2 separate regions of the Homo sapiens genome follow, and region 2 is linked to region 1. Evidence: read pairs that join two places in POLR2A ChIA-PET (ENCODE). Cell type or tissue: Caco-2. All regions are shown on one strand. Links, peaks and the distances in the headings refer to the core of each region. The heading gives the core; the rest is flanking DNA.

Region 1 (11,247 bases), core at 1,959-9,958:
GGATGGATTTGACCAAATTCCTATCAGCATCTGCTCAGTATAATTGCAACATTATAATCAGAGCAGAAAGAAGCCCAGAGATTATTTTGTCTTCAAGGATCATTGGCCTCAGTATTATCTCCATCTGAAGCTGTGTTGTCCAAAGCAGATTGACTCCAGCCGGCCAGCTCAGAAGAGGGCCGACTCTGGGCTGGCGACTCCTTGAGAAGGGCTCTCTCTGGTCCCAGGTGGTATTTACTTAACCGTATCATCATCTGCTTCATTCGTGTTCCCTTCATGTCCATCATGTGAGGACGGGAACTGACAGGGCCAGGGTGTCGGCTCAGAGGCAATCTCTGCTCATCCTCTAGAGCCCCACTTCATCACCCAGCCACTCTGTCCACTGTCTCCCCACCTACAAACCTGCAGGTGTTCTGCCCCAGTACTAGAATAAGGGAACACATTTTTACTGAGCTCTGACAATGTGACTGGGCTTTTCAGGAGCTATTTCATTTAATTTTTAATGTAAAACATTGTTTTACATATTAAGAACCTAAAAGCACAAACAGTAAGTAACTTGCTTGTGGAAGCTTATGCAGCGAGATAAGTGGTAAAGCTGCAATTCCCAGTTTTGTTTGATGCCACAGCTGAAGGTGCAAGGCCATCTGGGCACGGCCTGAGTGGATATTAGGGAAAAATGCCCTAAAAGGTCCAGAATCTCTAATAATTTCTCCTACTTCTCATTTTATTTTATTTTTGACGCTGGAGTTTTTTTTTTTTTTTTGAGTCAGGATCTTGCTCTATTGCCCAGGCTGGAGGGCAGTGGTGCAATTTCAGCTCACTGCAACCTCTGCCTCCCAAGTTCAAGCGATTCTCCTGCCTCAGCCTCCTGCATAGCTGGGACTACAGGCATGCACCACCATACCCAGCTAATTTTTGTGGAGATGGGGTTTTGCCACATGGCCCAGGCTGGTCTCAAACTCCTGAGCTCAAGCGATCTGCCCTCATCAGCCTCCCAAAGTGCTGGGATAACAGGCATGAGCCACTGCACTAGGCGAAAACGTTTATTTTAGAAAAACTGAAAAATATAGAAACATAAAGGAAGAAAAGCATTCATAATCTCATCACCTAGAGAAAGCCATTAGTAATATTCATATTTCTTTCCAGTCTTTTTTCTAGCTTTCTAGCTTTAAACTAAGTTGAGATAAAACCACACACACACACACACAGACACACAAGTGCATCCTGCTTTTTGTTAAAAATAACTTTGTGGGAAATTCTTCCTCCTTTGAGGATTTTTAAAAAACATTAATTTAAATGTCATACAATATTTTTATCATATGAATATCTCATAATTTCCCTTTTATTGAATATTTCCAACTTTTATTGATTGTAAATAATGGCAATAAAATTTTTTCTTCATAAATCTTGCTCCTATGTGTGAATAATTTCCTTCCAGGTGAGTCCCAGAAGTGGAATATTGAGTCCAAGGGTATTAACATTTTAAAGACTTTCCAATCCTCTCCAATGGGGATATCCAACTCACCCAGCCCCGTTCCCCACAGGACCTGCACGGTCCCACTCCACTGCCCTCCACACATCTGTTGTGCCCTCACCTGGTATATAGCATTTAAATTATTTAGCTCACAAACTCTTTGGGAAACTAGGGTTAGTTCTTTGTAGCTTTTTGGTTGATTATTTTGATTTACTCAGAAAAACGCAGTATCTCCTTTACTATTTTAAAATCCTCAATAAGTAAGAATAGGGAGAGAAAATAAGAGAAAGGGGTGAGCTTTCCAAGGCCCTGGGTTAAGCCAGGGATGCCGGAGCTTGGAGCTCACTTGATACTGACCCTGCTGATGGCCTCAGCCTCAGTCCTGCTATAGAAAAGCTGCCCTGTCCCTCTGATCCTCACGTTTTAATCTCAGCATTTACTGCTGATGGGATGATTGGGTAAATTGAAAAACTTGTCAGAGAGGGTTAGGCTTTGATGGGTGGGGTAGGGGAGACCTCTCAGGAAAAGCAACTAGAGTAATAGAACTGTCAAAGGTTGGCAATAAGGCTGTGTGATCTCGCTGATGGTTCTCCAAGATGAAATGAAACCTAATGCTGCTTTCTTCTTCCTTGAGAGAAGATAGCAAAGAGGGCAGAAGGTGAGGGCTGGGGGCTCAATGTCAACTCTAGAATCTCTTTAAACCTTTTCAGCGTTTGTTTTTTTCCCCACTGAGAAAGTTAAGTGTGATGGGAGGGAATCTAGTCCTTTTGACTATTTTAAAATGTACCTTCTAAAATCAGATCAGGCCAAAAGGTTTTTTACTCTTGAATAAATTTAGGGCTAAAGGCTGTTGGAAAATTAATAGGAGTGGATTCAACGTGGCAATAGATCTTTTATAAATTCTCTTATTGAGTGAATTTCTGAATACTGAAAACAGTGTTTAGCACCTATTGCATTAAAGTGAGTATAAGACTAATACTTTGTATTAGTGACTTTGGCTGGGTGCGGTGGCTCATGCCTGTAATCCTAGCACTTTGGGAGGCCGAGGCGGGTGGATCACGAGGTCAAGAGATCAAGACCATCCTGGCCAACATGGTGAAACCCCATCTCTACTAAAAATACAAAAATTAGCCAGGTGCGGTGGCGTGTGCCTGTAGTTCCAGCTACCCGGGAGGCTGAGACAGGAGAATTGCTTGAACCTGGGAGGAGGAGGCTGCAGTGAGCTGAGATCACACCACTGCATCCCAGCCTAGGCGACACAGTGAGACTCTGTCTCAGAAAAAAAAAAAAGACTAATATTTCATCAAGCAGTTTTAGATAACGTACTGAATTTAGGAACAAATTTACTGCAATTAAATTGACAAAATACCTGTAAATTTTGCAGCTTTTCTCCCCCACAGACTAGCACTATGCAAAAATTGAATGTTTAATTATGAATGAAGGTATCTACCATGTTGTTCACAGAGTTTAATTACCTGAAGACAATGCCTGAGGTTTAAAGTTAAAATACATATATTTGAACATAGAACATTTACTTGACCACTTTATACCATGAGTGAAAGGGGTCAGTCTATGCTTTTTTCCCCTTCCCTGTCTTTTACCAGCTGGCCATTTTATTTGCATAAGGTACACTGAAATTCCTAGAGACCTACGAGGTCATTCTCTGCTCCCTTGCTTTCCTCAGATGAGGAAACAGAGCTCTACAGAGGTTAACTGTCTAGTTCAAGGTCACTCTGCATCTCATTAGTAATCTTGAAGTCTGAAGGCAGGCTGCCTACATTTGTAAATGACAGAAAGCTACCATAGCTAGCTAATCAAAAATAGATGAAAATTTAGTTATAATCTATAGTTGACAGGATAAACATTAAGAATGAGCTTGTAATCCCAGCTACTCCGGAGGCTGAGGCAGAAGGATCCCTTAAGATTAGCAGTTTGATCAGCCTGGGTGACATAGCGAGAACCTGTTATTTTATTTTACTTTTTTAAAGAGTCAGGGTCTCATTCTGTCATCCAGGCTGGAGTGGAGTGCAGTGGTGCAATCATAGCTCTGCAGCCTTGAACTCCTGGCTCAAGGGATCCTCTCACCTCAGCCTCCCGAGTAGCTAGGATTACAGGTGTGCACTAGGACTCCCAGCTCAAGACCCTGTCTCTAGGAAAAAAAAATAGAAATTAGCCAGGTGTGGTGGTGCACAAGAGTGGACCCCTTAAGCCTAGGAGTTTGAGGCTACATTGAGCTATGATTGCATCACTGCACTCCAGCCTGGGCAATGGAGTGGGAGCCTGTCTCTAAAAGAGAAAGAAAGGTCTTCCTAGAGTTTTTGATAGACTAAAACCACTAAGTTCAGATTTAGCATGAATAAATATAATGGCCTGCACTTTTGGTTGAAAATATATATTGCACAGTAGAGGCCTGACTTGTGCATGTGAAACAGAAGATAGGGAGTTAAGTCAACCAACAGGTTCAGTAAGAGCCCCACGTGGGAAGCAGCTGGTGAAACAGCTAATGAAACCTCAGAGCTATATTAGTAGACAGAGAGTAACCTGATGTTTCACGGAGTAACTGGCCCAGGAATCTTGGTGCTGGCCAGGTCATATTTATACCACTCTGTAGCACAAGGTTCCAGGAGGGACCTTGATAAACTAGAGTTCATCCACCAGAGGAGGAGGCTGCAGGCCTTGGGCACTGCTCAGCAGGATGAGGGGCCACTGCAGTTGAGCATGTCTAGCCTGGAGTCTTCTGAAGAACATGATTATTGACTTTATGTATAGGAATGGCTGCCAATGAAGAAGAGGTACGTGGCTTGTTCTATGTCACTCCGCAGGGCAGAAGGAGGATCATTAGGGATAAGGATGAATGGGAGATAGATTTCTGTTCAAAGAATTTTCCAAAATTGCGGACTCACCACAGAATGGTCTGGAAGTCTGCTTAGGGAAATGCTGGGATCCAAGCATCTGAGAGCTTATAGGATATCTACTTTGGGACAGGAGTTGACTCCATGACTTCCAAGTTCCCTTTAACTCAAAGATTCTGTGAGTCTTCATCATGGATCTTTCTTTCTTTATTCCTTCCTTCCTTTCTTTTTCTTTTCTTTCTTTCTTTTTTCTTTCTTCTTTCTTTTTCTTTCTTTCTTCTTTCTCTCTTCTTTCTTCTTTCTTTTTTCTTCTTTTTTTCTCATTTTTCTTCTGTCTCTTTTCTTTCTTTTTTCTTTCTCTCTTCTTTCTCTCTTTCTTTCTTTCACAAAGTCTCACTCTGTTGCCCAGACTGGAGTGCAGTGGTATAATCACAGCTCATTGCAGCCTAGAGCTCTCACCTCAGCTCCCTGGGTAGCTGGGACTACAGGCACATGACGCCACACCTGGCTAATGTGTGGTGTGTGTGTGTGTGTGTGTGTGTGTGTATTTTGTAGAGACAGAGTCTCACAATATTGCCCAGGCTGCTCTCGAACTCCTGGGCTCAAGCAAACCACCCACCTTGGCCTCCCAAAGTGCTGGGATTCCAGGTGTGAGCCACCATGCCCAGTCAGGTTATTTTTCTTGTACTGCTAGTTCATGCCAGTAGAAAAGGTTTTAGTGCTTTTGACCTTCTGATTCCCAAAACGATTCAAATGATTTGTCATTAGAATATGTATCTTAAAAAAGAAACAAATAAAACTCGTAATAAAAAATTGAATCCAGGCCAGACACAGTGGCTCACACCTGTAATCCCAGCACTTTGTGAGGCCGAGGCAGATAGATTGCTTGAGCCCAGGAGTTCAAGACCAATCTGGCAACATGGCAAAACCCCGTCTCTACCAAAAAATTAGCCAGTCTCATAACCAGATCTCAAAAGTAAATAAATAATTGAATCCAGAAGGACTCCTGAGAAAAAGTGAGTTGCTTCAGAATTTGGGCACTGAATTTAAATATAAGCTTTGCTCAAAGTCTGGGCAAAGAGAGAAATGTGTGAAGTTATAGATTCTTACTGTTCAAGAAGAAGAAGATTATACTTTCATCTGTATCAGTATTGACCTTGTCTTCCCAAAGGGATTATAAGATCCTTAACAGCAGGGAACAAATCTTTTACTTCATTTTAACTCCTATCATCATTAGACTATTTTATGCAGATAGGTGCTCAGTGTGTCTTGAATAATTTGACTTTCTTAAAGATGAAATAGGAAAATATTTTTGCTTTATTTTTTTCCTGGAGTCTGATAGAAAGATTAATGGGAGATGGATTTCTTCCAGCCTGCTGAAGCCGGAAGTCACAGTTCTGAAACTACATTATATTATTCCAATGAGGTAGCCTAAACTTGGCCTATAGAAAGCCCCAGGCTGCCATAATTGCATCTACTGGTACCTCTTCCTCTTTGCAGAACAGGTTTCTGTCTTAAATGCATTTGTGTTGCATTTTTTTTTTTTTTGAGATGGAGTTTGGCTCTTGCAGCCAGGCTGGAGTGCAATGGCGCCATCTTGGCTCACTGCAACCTCTGCCTCCCAGGTTCCATTGATTCTTCTGCCTCAGCCTCCCAAGTAGCTGGAACTAGAGGTGGGTGCCACCACGCCCAGCTAATTTTTGTATTTTTAGTAGAGACGGGGTTTCACCATGTTGGCCAGGCTGGTCTCAAACTCCCGACCTCAGGTGATCCACCCACCTCGGCCTCCCAAAGTGCTGGAATTATAGGCATGAGCCACGGCACCCAGCTGTGTTGCATATTATTGCCACTCTAGCACCCTGACTTTCCACTGCAGCTCTTCATTGTACTCAGTAGTAGCAATAACCAACATTAGTATTTTACTTAGAACATTAAGCACTGTTCTAGGTGATTTATATATATTTACTCATTTCATCCTACCAACTCCAGAGTTTATGGTCCTCACCCACTACCCCCTCTGTCTCTCAGTAAGCTGTCTACCTTCAATGTGTAGTTAATCAAGTCACCAACGGACCAAAATCTGAAGTGAATTCCATCTTCCTAGTAGCAAGACACCAGGTGGTAATGGGTTTCCTCTGCCTCTCCTCTTTCCATCACCCGCTCTGTTCCCTGGATACCAGCTAAAAACTACCCTGCTGTATTTCCTGCCCCCAGCGTGGCTTCCTGGGCTTGGCCACCCTCCAGCTCTGCTACCAGGTCTGCTTGGCTCAGGGGTTTGGAATGAAAGACACAAGACTGAGCTCCTCCGAGTGACTCACATCTATCTGGAGTGGTAATAGCCTGTTTTTGTGCCACTTAGCAATTCATCCTCCCCAAACCCATCCCTTCTTCATTTTCCTAAAAATGCCAGATGGTATATGTTTATTTTTAAATCGGTGTGAAGTTTGATACATTTAGCATTGAGAATGTATCAACAACACTTCCTGTCCCTTTACCCCACCCCAGGGATACTTAGAACTACCACCACGATATTGCAAAACCAGGGGGCCTGAGTTGCTGCTGGAGGGCATGGTGTTGCAGAAATCACTGCTGTCCTGCGAGCTGCAGGTAGATGCCCAATAGGAGTTTTCTGATGATGACATCTCACCTTGGGTGGAGATAGGGCTAAGACCAAACCCTGCCTATGGCTTTGTCCAGGCCGTAGAACGGGGACAGGTCTGTGCTTGGCATCCCTTGCTGCTGTTTCTGTTAGACACAGCTAAGCCCAAGGGTAGGAAGAAGCAGAGGATGTGCCCACGGGAACCTCGTCCTCTTTTCTGTGGTTTCCACACAGCCAGGAGTCAGTCCCTTTCCTTCATTCTAACCAGCAGAGTCACTGGCACCAAAGACATTGTCTCAGTGGCATAAATCCCTATACCAGTGAGGGTTCTTTACTGTAGGAGGCCCCTTGGGGCTGAAGAATTGGGAGAGGCTCCTTGGCTTGAAGCCGAGTAAGTAACTGAGTAAGTGAGTAAGAAAGTGAGTAAGTCATTACTCTCCTCCACCTGGACATAATGAGCCCGCATGCCTGGAAACAGCCAGCGCTCCTCCCTGGACTTAGCCCAATCTGCCGAGACAAAAGCCAGATGGAGGCCACACTTAGATCACACAGAGAGCATTCAGATCATTCACTTCTGATCTGGCCCTGGTACAGGATGGCAGGAAGAGTAAGGATAAGTGAACACCAGAGGTATTTCAAAAATGTCTTTAGACCTAGAAGAAGAAGGCCTGCATTTCATTTCCAGCAGTATCATTTATTAATTGCATGACGTTGAGCAAATTAATAGACTTCTCTAAAGCACATATTTCCTTATCTGTCAAATGGGAATAGTAATATCCGTTTTCCCCCATTTTATGGGGGCATGTGTGAGGATTACATGGCAATGCATATGACAACACTCTGTAAACTCTTGATCATACTATGAGAATGTAAAGGATTATTAGAAATTTCTATTTATTTTAGTAAAAAAAAAAGAATAGTTTCATCAGTTTGTTCCTCTACTCAATTTTTGACCAGAACAGTTTGTAAATAGTAAGACGGAGAGCTTTGATTTTTTTTTTCTCACCTTCCATCTCACGTTCTGTCCCAGGCAGGCAGGGGGCTGTGGTTGGGAGGTGCAGTGCAAATTTGCAGGTAATGTGTGTGAGGTATGGAAGAGGCAAGCACCTGCACGCTCATCACAATCAAGGAACAGAACCAGACAGAATTTAAGGCTGGCTGAAGGAGACCAATGTGGTCACCATAGTGGATGGCCCCAGGCAGAGCTGACCAGCAGGCAATCGAGTCAGCTTGAAGCAAAAGGTGATCTCAAGCAAAGCTGGAGGCCGAGACAGATCTAACAGATGCCAAGGATGCTAGGCTTTGACAGGGTCCCCCTAGAGACTGGGCTTCCTATCCTGGGCTGCTCAGAAATTTCTAGTGACCCCCAATCTAGCCTTGGACTGGCTGGAGGAACTGAAAGTTTCCAGGAGGGAGGATTCCTGCTTGTCCACCCCACAGCCTTCAGTATCACTGTCCACATGGAAAGCTATGTCCCGTGGCAGACTTGGGAATCGCTCCAGTCTCCACATCCCCCAAGGACTTTCTGATTCAGATTCCCAAGCAGACAATTTTGGCTTACAGAGGGAAAGACTACATTTGGGTATCAGAAACTTCATACTTGGTGAATGCTGTCTGCTTACTGAGTCTGGGACAAGAATTCCAGCAGTGAGCATGCTGCTGTTACCCAAGCCAACCTCTAGAGAGATGTTTCAGGGAAAAAAACAAAACAAAACAGGGAGCTCAAAAGAGAACAGTGCAGACAGTTCAAATCATTCCCAAACTGGCCAGTCAATCCTTGTAGTTCAGCATAATGGGTAGCTAAGGTCAGAGCTTAGGGTCTTGGGTCCTAGATTAATATTCACCCACTCCTAGAGGTAATTTTGTAGGCCAAGAAAAGCAAAAACCAAACCAAACCAGCAAAAATGGGCCCCTGAAATGATTTTCCAGAGTGGATTATCAAGAAGGCTTAGTGCTTGGAGTAAAGAACTCAATAAATAAAGACTTCCAGTCATCCTGAGATACCCAAATAAGAACACAAACTCTTAATTGGTTACTATTTGGTTTAAGGCAGGGGTTGCACATTGACCATGTGCTGTGTGCGGTTAGTAACGGTGTTTTGTTTGATCATCTCATTATGTCTGTGCCATGTTTGAAGGGCAATGTCACAGAAACTGGGGGTGACGGGTTAGAACACTCTGGACACTTAAAAGGCCTTAAAAGAAGGCTGGAGAGGGGCCTCTGGTCAGGCACACCAGAGTATCTGATGAGAACACCAAGTCTGTAATCTCATGCCCACAGAAAGCTAACCCTAAATGCCAGTACCAGATGGCCAACCTAAGAGAGGGTTCTGCGCAGGGAGAGCACACTCAGTTGGGTGGTCAGGGAAGGCTTCTTGTAGGTAGTGTTTGGAAGTGGCGGGAGGCGGGTGGAGGGGGGGTAGTGGGGGGCGTTGTTGGGGCGGGTGGTGGAACACCTGGTGGAGAGGCACATTCCAGGGTAGAAGACGACGGAGCAGGCAAAGCCCTGGGGGGGCAGGAAATCTCCAGCTATATTCAGGAAACCATGAGCAGGCTAATTTGGCTGAAGCAGAGAATTTGAGTTAGACAGAATGGAAGTGGGCAAAGAATGTGTGGAGTGAAGAAGAGCAGGAATCATGTCTCAAATCTACTGAGTCAAATATCTACTGATGGAAAGGAGAAGCTTGTGGGGTGAGAGTGAAGGGTGCCCCCGTGGCGGGGCTCCCCTGGTAGCCCTTTCTCCTGCAGACCTATCTGTGGGGTGCTCCCAGCCTGGCTCCCTCTTCGGGAGGCAGACACCTGCTCAGCCTTGCTAATCAGGCAGCAGTTAATGGGGTTCACTTCCTGCATCAGCAGGTGAGGGCCTTGGGGAAGGCTGAAGAATGGCAAGGTTACAGCTGGCGTCCTCAGGCAGTTGGAGGCCCGCAGCAGGAGAGCATGTTCACGGCCGGGCGCAGTGGCTCACACCTGTAATCCCAGCACTTTGGGAGGCCAAGGAGGGTGGATCACGAGGCCAGGAGATCGGGACCATCCTGGATAACACGGTGAAACCCCGTCTCTACTAAAAATACAAAAAAAAAATTAGCCGGGCATGGTGGCGGGCACCTGTAGTCCCAGCTACTCGGGAGGCTGAGGCAGGAGAATGGCATGAACCTGGGAGGCGGAGCTTGCAGTGAGCCGAGATCGCACCACTGCACTCCAGCCTGGGCGACAGAGTGAGACTCCATCTCAAAATAAATAAATAAATAAATAAATAAATAAGAGAGCGTGTTCACTGCACTCGGCTCGATCCTTGCCCAGAAACACAAGCAAGGGGCACCTGGGACCAGGCTCAGCTCAAAGCCCCTCCCTCTATATATCTGGGCACATGCACACAGCCTCCTCAGATGGATATTCCTGTGTGTGTATCAATCACAACATACACATCCATGGGTACATTTCCTGAGCAAGCAGATCTCTGCTATACATATACATATGTAAAAGCATATAGATGTACAGGCTTTCCTGTATATGTGTATACACATATGTTTGCTGGGTTGTTTTTCAGAATATTGAAAGTCAGAAGCATGCTATCACATAACTCTGCATTTCATCGGGCCGAGAAAGCACAGGTTTTCAGGACCACAGTTCCCATTTCTCCTGTTCTGCAGTCCTCGTCTGATTGGCCAACACTATGGGCACTCCCTGCTCTGGTGGCCACTGGCAGTGGGCCAGGGTGAGGGCAGCTCACAGCCCGTCTCCTCTCTGTTACCTTGGGACGTCACTCAGCAGTTGCATCACCGGCTGCTCTCTCCCTCTGAAACATGAAGCCCTTCCTTTCTTATTCCACCTTAGGGAAGCCTGGGCCTGCGACAGACCAGAAGACCTCACATTCCACAGAGAAGACCTCGGTTTCCCCCCAAGCTCTGTCCAGTATGGAGTGACAAATCGCTGTACTTATGAGACAAAGGCATGAAGTCCAGGTCAAGGCATGACTTTTCGGCAGCAACTTTTCTAGATGTGAGGTATCAGTAAACATTTATGGTGCTTCTGTTATGGATACAATACAAGGATGTAAAAGAAAATAAGTATGAGGCTCATCCTCCTGGGAACTCACATTTTCACTGGGGCTACAAGACCCCCGGAGCAAATGCCAGGCACAAGATCGGGGATAAAAGCCTAACTTTGAGAAGCTTGCTTTGGCTAAAACCGAAATCAATTATGAAGCAAAGGAAGTGGATTAGAGGGAGATCTTATGAAATCCCATCAGATTTGGATCATGCTACTGAGTTTTTTTCTTCCTGGCTGTATTTTAGGTTTTCTCTCCCACTGAAACTGATTAAT
Region 2 (8,000 bases), core at 1-8,000, 200 kb before region 1:
CTGGGGGTGAAATTCAGGTTAAGACGGAGTGCAGGGTGCTAGAAGCTGCCACGCAGGTTGATGAGCCACGTGCTATGAAAGCCAGGAGCCACTGACCCGCTCAGCTCTTGGTTTCCTTCAGCCGCCAGCTGGGAGGCTCTTGCCCCACCGCCCTAGGGACCCAAGCTATCTAGAAGAGGAGCCAGCCGTCTCTGCGCAAAGAGCAGTGGCCCTTCCCTGCGGCTGTGTGTGCCTGTTTCTCCCACTGCCGGGAGGACACAGGGACAGGCTGCTGAAGCCCCACGAGCTCCCATGTCCGCATCCCAGAAGTGACCGCTAGGACAGTGGTGCTGTTGGCGATAACACTGCCCTTCCTCCAGCAGTGTCTGACAACTCGTGGAGGGATTTTTGGTGTCTTCATAGGTGGTGGAGGCTGCACGGACACTCCAAGGGCCGAGGCCAAGAATGTTAAACCTTCTGCAAGGGAAAGAGCTGTCCTGCCCCAAATGCCAGTAGCCCCTCGGTGAGAAACACACACTTCCAGAAACATGTAGGAAGGACAACTCAGGCTGCTCAACGATCTCTTGTACTTGAAGAGACGCCTGCAGCTCGGGCTGGATTTGACTGGTGTCACCCCTGGTCACACCCAGCCTGTCCCCACTTTCTGCTGAATAGCACCCGCCCATCCTCTGCTCTTCCCTCTCCACCATCATCCTCCCATAAACCCCCTGGTTTTGACAGCCTCCTTCTCTGATAGCTTGGTAGGCTTGTGGAATATCTTCTGATTCCTCCCCTTTCACACTCAATCGGTAACCACCTCATTCTCAACACATTTTAAAACTCTCAGTGCCAAAAACGTTCCTTTGGCTTTGGCCTTTTTATCCGACTCTTATCAATAAAAACCTGCCTGTGTCTGTCCTGCCTGCCCTCACGTTTCCCTCTGAGCTGCCCTGAAGGGGGGGTGTGCGTCTGATCCATGCAAGGGCGGGCTGTCTGGCAAGGCATGCAGGTACCCCCACCCGCCTCTGCCGCCCTGGCATGCACTTGCAACAGGCCCAGGAGTCTAGTGTTAAGGTACCAGCAGAGCCGCCTAGAGAGAGGTTACGGTGAGTGGGGAGAGAGTGAACATCACCAGACTACCTCCGGAGACCGTCTCCAGCCAGGCCTGCACCGCCGCGTGGCGTATGGAGGGAAGGTCGGGCACTGAATTTAAAACAGACGACAAATACAAAGTTACACAGCAATATGCGTTCCCAACGAGGAGAGCCAAGGTCATCCTTAAAATCCCAAAGAGAAAGAAAGTGAGAAGGCATTCAGGACAGACGCCTGTCTGGCACCAACAAGGGGTGCGAGCCCTGATGTTAGCCTGTGTGATGGAGAATCAGGATGAGAAGAGAAGAGGGAAAACCCAAGGTAGGGCCACCGCCGGCCCAGGGCTGCAGAGCGCTCCCCAGCTCACAGGCCAGCCCAGTGATGCGGGTGCTCATGGTGCCACCACAAGCCGGAAACGGAGGTTGGTCTTGCCTACAAGTGAAGATTTGGGGCCAGGGAGGAACAAACGTCTTATTAATGCTGTTTTATGATGGCAGGAAATGCCCCTTTTGTATGCTCAGAGCCTGGCAGGGGGTGTGGCCCGTGACCGGCGCTGAATGAAAATGTGCACGCACAGAAGTGACAGCAGAGGTGACTCCGAGGGTGGGTATTTGGAAGACAGCATGCCAGGAAAGATGGCACAGCGGCCACCACGTCCCTCAGCAGTCTCCACGGTCCTTCTCTTATTGCTATTCCTTTATTTAAAAAAGCCAGAATAAGGTTCATCTTCATCCTACTGTGTGACACAGACCGTCACACCTAAAGCCTGGGGCTGGAGACGATGCTACTGTGGAGGCCTCCTGGACAGAAATCTCTTCCCAAGACTTCATTTCACTTCCAAACATGCCCCTCCCGCCCCCTTCCTGCCAACACACATTCACGTCCAGACACACTCTAAGAAAAGTACCAGAACGTTTTACGAAGTGAGGAAAGAGCAGCGGTGACCAGAAACATGAGAGAAAGACAGAAAATTCTTGGTTTACCCAAGATCAGGTTCATTTTACCATTTTGCATCAATGGAGAAAGAGTCCACAACCTCTTAATCCACAGAGAACTTCACATATCCTCAGATGAAAAGTACAGGTGTCACAACTGACAGCAGCAAAGCGGGATGCGCCTGGCTCCCGTGTGTGACCTCATGGGTGGCTCTGCCCTGACAGAAAGGCCCCCTGTGGCGACAGAGGCAGCAGGCGGGTGGTGCTCGGGGCACACTGCGGCCTGGGGCTGGGAGTGTTTACCTCCGGAAGCAGAGGACTCAGAGGCCGGCGCCATCCTCTCTTCCTCCTCTCTCTCACGGATATGAGTCCAGTGCACGTCAGCCTGGATCTCCAGAGGATCCGCCGCGTGCATGACCTGCTGGAGCCTCTGGTTCCCGGCTAGTGTCCCAGGGTCAAGGGGTGGAGAAATGAGGTGGGGAAGGAGGGGATGAAATAGCATGGGAAAGGAAACAGAAAGAGAAGTTACAGCATTGGCCAGGGTCAGTATGAATCAGAAAGAAGTAAAAATTAAGAACATGTATGCACATGTATACACACACACACACACACAGACGCATGGACACACAGACACACACGCACAGTCCTTCTGCTCATTCAGTGTGACCTGGTCATTTCCAGCCGTATATGTACCATTCAATTCAGTGAAGAGAATCACACATTCCTTTCTGAGGCTCCTTTCATCCTGAGCTGCATTCAGGGGGCCCATGCACCAAGATGGAAAAAGAGCAGATTCCAGCCTGCTTCTGCAGGCCCAGCCCCAAGGGGTCACAAGGACCTGCTTTGTCCCTAGCACAGTGTGAGACCCCAGGATGCACTATCCTGCCCCTCTGCTGGTCACACAGCAAGGTGCCCACCACCACTCGCCCAGCTGATGGCCAGGTGACGAGAGAGGTGGGAAGAGATTGTGTCATTCTGCCGCCAGCCGGCCAGCTCACACAGGACAGAGATAGACTTTGCTGGCACTTCGGTTTGCATCTTCTGCAGCTGGAGCTGCTGCTGGAGAGAAAAAGTCCCCGTCCCTTAGTGGGCCTCATGCTGCATGCTGGGTCTGAGGCAAGGACACGGATCCCAGTGGAGGGTAGAGTCAGGGGAGGTGATGGCTGGGAGGGAAGCAGAGCTCTTTCATGTACGTTTCCAAACCCTTGGAATTTCACAGGCGAGAATGAGACCAACAGCTCTCTGAGGTCAAAGCCCTCACCTGAGAACTCCATGTGGTGCCCTGCTTATCACCTCTGGAAACAAGGCCTGGTTTCTCAGCTACATGGAAACTCACCAGTGGCCCCTCTGGATCCCTGCCCTGTGGGATCCCTGTACTTAGTGCTTGGACCGTGCCACACAGTTGGGTTAAGATAAAGGGACAGCTAGCAACTGGGAAGGGAAGGTGGCTGTTCAGCAGGTGCCACCTGATCTGAAGGATTCGTGTTCCTGCCAGGAGCCAGCTTCCATCTGGGAATGGGTGACATGCCTCCTCTGAGTCTAACCAGACAATCTGGCCTTGGCTTCAGTCACTATGACAGCCTCTTCAAGCAACAGGGAATGTGAAATGGGCAGAAAGGACCAGCAAGACCACCCAGTGTGATGCTGGCCCTGTGCTCTGCCGTATGTGGGGTATCAGCCCATTGTTGGAGCTGCTAGTCTCTATAGATTTGTTGCTGGCCCTGCAAGCCGTATGTGGAGTATTAGCCCCTTGTTGGAGTTGCTGGTCTCTATAGATGTTGCTGGTCTCTATAGATTTGTGGACTTTTTCTGAGGTGAATTTGCCTTTTTTTTTTTTTTTTTTGAGACGAAGTGTCGCTCTTGTTGCCCAGGCTAGAGTGCAATGGCACGATCTCAGCTCACCGCAACCTCCGCCTCCCAGGTTCAAGCAATTCTCCTGCCTCAGCCTCCCAAGTAGCTGGGATTACAGGCATGTGCCACCATGCCCGACTAATTTTTTATATTTTTTAGTAGAGACAGGGTTTCTCCATGTTGGTCAGACTGGTCTCAAACTCCCGATCTCAGGTGATCCACACGCCTCGGCCTCCCAAAGTGCTGGGATTACAGGCATGAGCCACTGCACCCGGCCGTCAATTTGCCTTTCTTTATGGTGCTGGGTGGGACTAAGTCACAGCAGAGTCACCTAACAGCCTGGATGCACAGGACTGAGGAAGGTAAGTCAAAGAGTGCAGGGCCTTTCTCTACCTTCTCAGCAACAAAGAGAAGAGACACATTCTTCTCTCAGAGTCCTGCTGTGCTTCCTGCTAATACATGCAGCCTTGGGGACTTATCGACAGCACAAGCCAGCATTTCCTCCTTTCTCAGAGAAACATTAAAGGCACCTGCACTGGCGATAGGTTTCCTGCATCAGAGAAGGAGCCAAGTCTTGGCTGGAGATGAGCTTGCAGTAAAACATATGCGGCATAGATGGGGCCGCATTCCATGAGGCCACTTCTGGAGCCTTCTCCAACTTCCTCCAGAACCTCTTCTGACTCACATGTTACTTTGCGCCTGACTGTCTGGGCAGGCTGGGACCAGGGAGAGTAGCCCAGTGAGATGTGTGCAGAGCCCGTCAGCACAGTTCCATAAAACACAGACCTTTGTCTGTGAGACATGCTCTTGGAGGCAAATTTTGGATGGCTGCCAGGGAGCTGGGGTAGAAGGTGGGCACGGGGTAAAGTGGGTACCTTTAAATGTCCTCAAATCTTCTTCCTGTGGGAGGTACCTGGCGCCACTGGCCTTGCAGTTCTGTGTCCCAGGGGCAGTACTCCCCTTCTACAGCAGGGGGAGCCAGAGACCCACACAGCATCAGGAATCCCACAGCGCGATCAAGCAGGGAGGGAAGAGAAGGGAGTAGTGGTGTCCAGCCACTGCCTGCACAGGCACCGTCGGCTGCCCGACAGACACACCTGCGCTAGGGACACAGGCTCCGGTCTGGGACTCTCGGAGTTTGGCTGAATCTGTCAGTATGTGTTTGTGTAGTTAAAGCTCTTTTCCTACAGGTTTGGTCTTGACGTTAGCACTAAGTCCAGGAAATTAAGTCTGCGTGAAGGAAAGCTCGGCTCAACTCTCCTGAAAAGGGAACGTGCTTCGACCCGAAGCTGTGCCAGGGCTCAAAGCTGCCGAGTGATCATCATCAGATGGAGATGACGATGTCTGGAACAGTGCAAACAAAACACCGTGCCCTGGACCAGCTGTGCATGCTCACTCTGCTGGCTAGCAGAGGCCACGCCGGCACCTGGCTCCGCAGACACGGCAGCATGGAGGGAGAGCCCAGATTCACAGACCCCATTTCTCCTAAGGCAGACAGGGTGTGGAGTGCGGGTCACTAAGGGCTGCCTGTGGGTCCTGCCCAGCCTCTGCCTCAGAGGGAAGAGTAGAGAACTGGGAGAGCAGGTCCTTAGGGAGCCCGAGGAAGTCCCTGACGCCAGCTGTTCTCGCGGACGCCCAACGGTGCGGTTCCTTCTGCTAACCCACCTCACTGGGGCCAACATCCTGGAGCTGCACAGCTCCCAGGGGACTGGATCAGGAACATGAGCCCTGTCAGGCAAGGGCTCAGCCCTGTGTGCCAGAGAAAACAGACCCCCGGATGGGACTGGGCAGCAAGCACACAGGTGCCAGGAGAAGCAGAGATGAGCACAGTGCCAGCTCTGCAGGGCCTGGGGTCACTGAGAACTCAACCGATCCTCTGACCGCTGCAGGGAGTCACTGGTGCTCAGAAATTAAAGGTCATGTCCTTCCTGCTCACTCCACATCTATCTTTTGGGGACTCAGATCTCCACCTGCCCTGGCTCCGTCTTCACCACCCCCCAGACTTCTGCGCTGCTGGAGCAGAGAAAGAATGGCCTTCTCTCCTGCACAGGCCCAGCAAGTCCCTCCTCATCACTTGAGGCCACACACACCCAGAGATGGGGCAGAATTGAAAAATCTCAAGTCCAAGGCAAGAGACTATTTCAGAACCAGCCAGAGTGGCTGGCCCCTGGGCCTGAGTATCCCTTCAGGACACTGTCCCCAAAACGCTGCCCTGCGTGCCATCAACTGAGCCCCATCCAGTGGGCACTAAGCTCATAGCCACCTCCGAAACCCTAGACTAGGATCAGGGAATCCTCTAGAAAGCTAAATTCCCTTTCCTTATTAATTTTTTCAACTGAAACTACAGGGCAAAAAGAGAAAACGAGGTGGAGACAAGTAGGAGTGGCCTAACTTGGATGAGTACTTGGACTGGCTCTCTGCCTTCCACTTCCAGTTTCTAAACCAATGTGCACAAGGGACATTACTTCCACTGCCAACCGCCTGCTCAACGCTACGGTGTCCTCCCCTCTGCCCCCCATGTCTTATGTCAGGAGGGGTGGTCCCTGGGCTGTGCAGGAGGCACGTCCGTGTGACGTCAGCCCCAGAAACCTCTTACACTCACGCATGAAACAGATCACTTTGGGGGGCAGGGCAGAGTTCGGAGCAGAGATTTTGTTCTGACCTTCACTGGACTCTTCCTCCTCCTCGTCATAGTCCTCCTCCTCCTCCTCTTCATATTCTTCCTCCTCCTCCTCCTCCTCTTCATTCCCAGGCCCAAAGCTCTTTGAGGCCTCTAGCTCCTCTTCACTTTTCCCTTTCAGAAGGGCATGGATCCGCACGGCCTCCTTCCACGGAACACCACCCAGGTCAGATGGGGGCAGGCGAGGCTCCTCCTCCTCCTCCTCTCCCTCCTCCTCCATCTCAGACTCGGAACTACTGTGAGGAAATAACCACATAGCCAGAGTGAGGGAATGAAGAAAAACTGAGAAGGGGAAGGGGAAGGGCCACCATCAGAAACAATGCATGTCAGGCAAAGCAGCTGCTGAGCAGGCGGAGAGAGACAGGAGGGAGGAGAGAGCGGCATCAGCAGGACAGGGTACCTGGGCATGAGAAGCCACCTACCCAAGCCCGACTAAGGGGACAAAGGGAAGAATGCCTCCTGCTCACAGACCTCACGCACTTCTCCTCAGGTGGATGGGGTAGGGAGGGGACCACCGAAGGCTGCCTGTGGGTCTGGCCCAGCCTCTGCCTGTGGAGGGGAGTGTGCAGAACTGGGAGAGCAGCTCCTCACGGAGCCCATGGAAGTTCCTGACTGCAGCCGCTCAAACTCAAGCCACAGCCCCATCCCTCAGGGTGCTTCAAGCAGCAAACACTGAGATCGCTGGTTTACGTTTCATAGACGGCCTCGAGGGCACAAGCAGGGCAGTGGACTCATTCTGATATAAACCCATGACCCTGGGAATTGAGAATGGAAAGTCTTCTCTCATCCTGGCCCACTGTCTAGTTAGAGGAACTCAATTCTGTGTGACTGCGGCCTGTCAGAAGCCTCTCAGGAGAGCTGTGGGTGTGGTGGGGGGAGGGGGGACCCAGAAAGGCCTGGACTTAACTGGCTGATGATCAAGGTCTGTGTGCTGGGGTGGGGCGACAGATTCCATTTCCTGGCACTCCTTAGAACCCTACCACGTGCCAATCCCTGAGCAGGACACTGTGGGGACACACAGGGAAATGACGGCAAAGGCACCGCTCACTGCAAAGCCACAGGACAGAGACGATGGGGAAAGGGTGGAGACAAACCTCCAACCCCAGGGCCATCGCTCCTGCCAGCTGCTGCACTGCCAAGCACTCCCCTCACAGCTGCAGGCAAGCGTGGCCGACATAGGAAGCCGCACACCTGTAAGAATGCACATGCCACAACGGACACTACCCAAACCGTAGCTCCTCGCTCTGGCCACCCTCCTGCTGCAGTGTACCCCACTCCTGCCCTGTGGAGGGAGGCAGGACAGGAACAAAACCGGGTTCCTTGCAACCTGTGGGGCTCCAATACACGCAAAACCCCAACATTGCTGCACAAATGGAGATGTTTCTGAGTGTTTCGTGGTCTGATAATTCCCAAAGCATCTTTTTCAGGAGAGGCCTTGCCTGCAGTGAGAGGCCGGGGGAAAT

What was found. Peaks named below come from ENCODE experiments on the same cell type or tissue, not always from the same donor. Only the 100,000 strongest peaks of a DNase experiment are listed, where the experiment ranks them.
Region 2: POLR2A ChIA-PET joins it to region 1 with 10 read pairs; 5 of 35 experiments call an interaction of 5 or more read pairs at or near these places.

What each region holds. Positions count from the first base shown.
Region 1 is chr22:18,025,289-18,036,535 of GRCh38, forward strand. LINC01634 (long intergenic non-protein coding RNA 1634) reads left to right here and starts at 4,097. Exons shown (of 2, transcript NR_024417.1): 1 at 4,097-4,266; 2 at 10,472-11,247. RefSeq lists enhancers at 4,077-4,146, 4,187-4,286. In Caco-2, for the core only: no CTCF peak of the experiment used is centred there; no DNase peak of the experiment used is centred there.
Region 2 is chr22:17,825,335-17,833,334 of GRCh38, forward strand. MICAL3 (microtubule associated monooxygenase, calponin and LIM domain containing 3) reads right to left here. Exons shown (of 32, transcript NM_015241.3): 21 at 6,520-6,773; 22 at 2,310-2,447. Among named protein-coding and RNA genes, the nearest start is that of LINC00528, 52 kb to the left of the region's middle. In Caco-2, for the core only: a CTCF peak has its summit at 4,831 (motif pointing right); a DNase peak (open chromatin) is centred at 4,857.